Regions from separate parts of the Homo sapiens genome. Here region 2 is linked to region 1. A link is a loop called in an ENCODE intact Hi-C map of the cell type or tissue named here. Cell type or tissue: PC-9. All regions are shown on one strand.

The links. Peaks named below come from ENCODE experiments on the same cell type or tissue, not always from the same donor. Only the 100,000 strongest peaks of a DNase experiment are listed, where the experiment ranks them.
Region 2: a loop joins it to region 1, with 12 times the contacts of the local background. A loop is called at or near these places in 69 of 110 quality-filtered maps.

What each region holds. Positions count from the first base shown.
Region 1 is chr14:61,023,939-61,026,438 of GRCh38, reverse strand. All of the region lies in intron 5 of SLC38A6 (solute carrier family 38 member 6), which reads right to left. Among named protein-coding and RNA genes, the nearest start is that of SLC38A6, 44 kb to the right of the region's middle. In PC-9, CTCF peaks have their summits at 797 and 997 (motif pointing right); a DNase peak (open chromatin) is centred at 1,008; H3K27ac peaks cover 762 bases.
Region 2 is chr14:61,252,032-61,254,531 of GRCh38, reverse strand. It overlaps a transcript of PRKCH not described here. Among named protein-coding and RNA genes, the nearest start is that of TMEM30B, 28 kb to the left of the region's middle. In PC-9, CTCF peaks have their summits at 1,358 and 1,558 (motif pointing right); a DNase peak (open chromatin) is centred at 1,651; H3K27ac peaks cover 656 bases.

The DNA of each region.
Region 1 (2,500 bases):
CAGTATTGGAGCTCCTTTGGTGATGTGATTAGTTCAAAATTCATGGAGTTTCATGATGAGATTCTATTGCATCTACTGCTATGACTCTACTGTATTTACGGCTGTGATTGTAGTTCTGAAGAGGAAGTTTCCTATTCTCACGTATTTGAAATATTAACACTCCACTGAAATCCAAAAAATAAAAATCAGTCTCTGTGCTTCCAAATACTGTATTCTTATGAGTTATTTTTCGCAGCACTCTGAAAATGCTTCCCAAGTTGTCGTTATTAAGCATACAAACTTAAAAAAAACAAACCAACCCTAATTGGAGTTTGGGCCTAAGACATCATTACAGTTTATGAAGATAAGAATCTTTTTTGTTAAACATGTAAAATATATGTATGAGGACAGAATTACTTACAGCTATTTTTAAAACAGAATTAGGTTTTCAGCACTTGGGGGAAGTTCAGCAATTCTTAAAGGATTACTCAGCCCTAAACAAACGGATGTGCTACGGGGAAAAAATAAGTTTGCCTTTCTGTCTCAGAGAGATTCAATTTTATTTCAAACATGTTTTTAGTCATGGATACTAACTGGTTTATTCTATTCAATGTGTCTCATTAATCTGGTGGTCCCACAAAATATCTAAATGCCACTGAAGTTCTATATGCACTCAAATAGTACAGAACACATGCATAAATGAAAATCAAAATATATGGGGGAAAATGCTCCCCCATGACCCTAGAAAAAAATGTATATCTTTGTCTTATCATTTTCAGGATCTTAAATTTGATTAAAAAATGACCAAAATATCTACTGTTCTGAAAATTTTATAATTTTCAATAGAAATTACTATGAAAAATATTTTCAAAACCTTAAAAAAGATACACTACCAGTAAATGTTGTCAAATGAAGTGCTTGTGAAAAAGACTCTCCAAATTTCCTGTACCTCTCCTATTCTAAGGCAGTGCTTTCTAGAATTTCTAGACAAGTCTCAAGAAAGCTGCAGTTTCACCACAGATAAACTGACCAGCAGATGGCGATGTATCTGCGCGCCCAATCCTAGTTTCCCAAGAGACAATACAAACTAGTATATCTGAAACACTCTTAGTACTTTACTAGCCTACCAAAAAGTAAATAAATAAAATGCATGAATGAATATACAGGAAGAAAGCAAATCCAAGTAGTTTCTAGCATCTAATATTGTGAATTTTTCAAATACTGAGAATTTGAGATTTTTATAATTCTCAATTGAAAATGATCTTATTTATACCTTTCTGAGATTTAGAAATGGGGTTACCCGAGTCCATAGATTACCAAACTGAGGTGTTAATAAAGGCTGCAAGAGTAAGGTGTGTGGATTCTGTGCCAGACTGAAACATCTGGGTCATTCTAGCAATTTCAGGAGGTTTCAGTAAGACTACTAATGTTTATGGTTTTCCTTTCACAAAACGTAGTAATGATTAAATTTTTAATCTCCTTTAAAGAACTGGGGCTTTGAAGAATTAAGGAAAGCATATGCTATTCATAGTAATCCTTCATATTTATAAGAGCAAAATAAGAATATAACATCCCCCTAGGAGCTACTCATCTTTCCACATTTTGAATTGGGCAAGTTGTGAAACCAGAAATAACATCAATTGACTTCACTGTTATCATGTGCTTGTAAGAGTTAATAAGACTTTTTCTGGCTTGACTAAGAAGATGATTGGGATGTAGTGTTTGATTTCTAGTGATAATTCTAGCCTACTGAATGGTTTACTTCAGGAGTTCAAATGAATGTGAAACCAACTACTTACCTTAGTTTTTAAGAAAAGAATCACATAATACAACACTGTTACAGGAACTATGTGAAAACTACCTTATACTTACTTTCTACTACAGTTATTAATCTTTTATCTTTAGTTAGGCTGCCAAATTCAAACTCTCTAAGCCAGAATTGTCCCCTATAACAGCATTAAATGTTAAAACTTCCAGACACATCTTTTCTGACTTTGGGTCCCAGTAGCAGTGGCTCTCAACAAATGCTACTCCAGCACCTGAGGAAATGGGCTGCAGAGGGTTACCTCTGGCTCTAGCCAATGTTGAGCCTGTTATTCATTAGTATTGGGAAGATATCAGGAATTGCTTTTAAGTAGTAATTTACTATATGGTTCCCAAATTTCCAAAGCCAAGGATTTCTATAACCTTAGAATAAGAGTGTTAAATCTAGTGTGTTGCATTTTTTTCCATTATAAAATTTAGAGATTTACAGACAGTAGATTTTTTCAATCAATTTGTCAGACCACACTAGAGCCTTGTGACTAATACTTGGTGCCTGATTAATCTTGGGGGAGAAAAACGATTTTCTGTGAAGTTCTAACAGTAGACGCTTTCCTAAAAACTATATGCTCACTTACATATACTGGGCTTTCTCTTCCTGGTCAATCAACTCTCTTTTTGCTCTTGAAGGAGTACTAAGCCAGGTCACTAGCTTTTCCCCCTCTCCCCTCTTAGTCCTTTCTTTCTTCCTATAATAAAT
Region 2 (2,500 bases), 230 kb before region 1:
TGATTCTCCCGTCTCAGCCTCCCGAGTAGCTGGGACTACAGGCTTACACCACCACACCCGGCTAATTAAAAACATTTTTTTGTAGAGATGGAAGTCTCCCTATGTTGCCCAGGCTGGTCTCAAACTCCTAAGCTCAAGCAATCCTCCTACCTTGGCCTCCCAAAGTGCTGAGATTACAAGCATGAGCCACCGTGCCTGGTCTAGCATGATTTTTATCACGACTTTTTCTGTCTTTTAAGATTGGAAAGGCATAAATCAATATTTCAGGTAAAAGCTTGTTATTTATTTTCCTGAGAATTTGGGGAATTTTCTTCTAAGGCCATTCTGGGATGTTAGCAAACAGCTTTTAGAATCACTGATCTATATCCAAATGATAAAACATGAGAGAGACTGAAAGCTCTCTGAGAATAGAAACATAACTTTTTCAGCTTTTTATACTCCTCAATGTCTCGCATAGAGTTTCGACATAGTAGAAACTCTATAAATATTTGTTGAAAGAAGAAAGGAAGGAAGGAAGGAAGGGAGGGAGGGAGGGAGGGAGGGAGGGAGGGAGGAGGGAGGGAGGGAAGAAGGAAGGAAACATGTACACAAACATTTGTGTACGTGTTTACCTCACCTTTAATAATTATACCTGTGTTCATTGAACATTTACTATAGGCCAGCCACCACTATGCTAAGCACTGACCATATATTATCTCATCAAACTCTCCTAGTAACACTTTGCAGTGGACACTACAACCAATCCAATTTTGCAGAGGAGGAAACCGAGGCTTAGGAAATTTGGAAAACTTGCGCACCGTTGCCTAATTAGGCAGAGTCAGATTAGAAACCAGTATAATTAGGCATTATATGAGAGGCAGAGAGTTGAACCACCAAGCTCTGCCTTTGCTGTGCCCCTGAAACACAGTGTGTAAAGAGGACACTGCAAACTTGAGCATATTTTAATGCATCAGGATATATGCTGTGTGCAAGGGAACTTCCTCTTTTCAAAAGCACTCACTCTCCCTGCCCCCCACCCCAGTGAAGGACCTAAGGATTCTGAAAATATGCAGCCAAGGGGAAAAGTCTGGCAAGGTGTGCCAAGTTTTCTTTGAATGCTTTTGTCCCCTGCTGACCTATCTCAAACACATCTCCTTTCCCCAGGAGTTCTGAAAACTCAGTCTTGAAGTCCATCCTGATTTTGGGTCTATGAGAATCATGCCTCACGCATCCCTGCCTGTGCACAGAAAATGTGCAACACTGGCAGGCAATTAGAAAAGAAACAGTCCAGCTATTAGGCAGTTAAGCTGCTCTTAGAACCTGGGTGCAGAATATACGGAGCTCTTAAAAAATTGCTTAACATAAGTATTAAAGGGCTGTAGAAATGGCACAGTCCACAAACGGTGTTTCTAGAAACCTAAAAAAACATATATTATGGGGTTGGTTTTTAATCTCATAGAGTTTAAAAGGTGATTTTAAAACAAAAACAATTTTTCTCCTCCTCCAAAAGCACCACTGTAAAAACTGTTTCTTGTTTTTCTGCTAAGGCCGAGCAGCGCTTGTTTGCCATCATTCATCCAGCAGAGGTCTCTCTTGCCCACCATACGCTCAGAAGAGTCCCTTGCTTGTGTGTGTGTATTCAGTACCAGGGGCGTGACCGTCAGGCTGCAGAATGAAGAAATACGGACAAAGACTTTCAGGCCTGAGAGACTAAGGAGAAAAGAATCTGTGGCTTTGGAGGTGGGATTGCAATGTTTGAGAAATGTATACTTTAATAATGACTGTGTTTGAACAGTAGGCTTCAAGTCTGTACTTTAAACTTCTCAAATTTTGAATAAATTGGTCACTTCTTATTGGAAAATTATTAGTTTTACTTGTGCTGTTAAACTTACATATACACTGTGTCTCCTTTCTGTGTGTCATTATCAAGCTGTGCAAATAGGGAAAGGGGAAGTCACGTTGCCTCTGTTTCCATTTGTCCAGGCCACTCTCAGCCAGATATCTCATCCCAGAGTGGAGCTTGGCCTCAGTGAGTGCTCTGACCTTGGCAGAGCAAGGTGGTCCAACCCTTGGTGCATCTCAAGTGATTGTCCACTAAGGGTGGAAGTTAGTTCTTAACTTTAGCAGCTTCCTCTGTCAGGAACTCAGAGCAAATTCACATGGGTTGTTGAGACCAGATCCCAAATCTGTGGGTGCATGGGAAAGGTGTGCTGGAGAAAGTCACGGTCTTCCTTCCTCCCCACAGAGCAAGGCCTTCTCCTGAAGCCACAGGACAGACCAACGAGGAATCATGCTGCCCCACGGCCAAGTTCTGATATGACACCAAGGGAGGCAGGCATGGGTTTCCATACTGAGGGAAGCAATCTGGTGAGGATGGAGCTGGATCAAAAAAGACATGTTAAAAATAAGACCCTCGGCTGGGCACGGTGGCTCATGCCTGTAATCCCAGCACTTTGGGAGGCTGAGGCAGGCAGATCACGAGGTCAGGAGTTCGCGACCAGCCTGACCAACATGGTGAAAC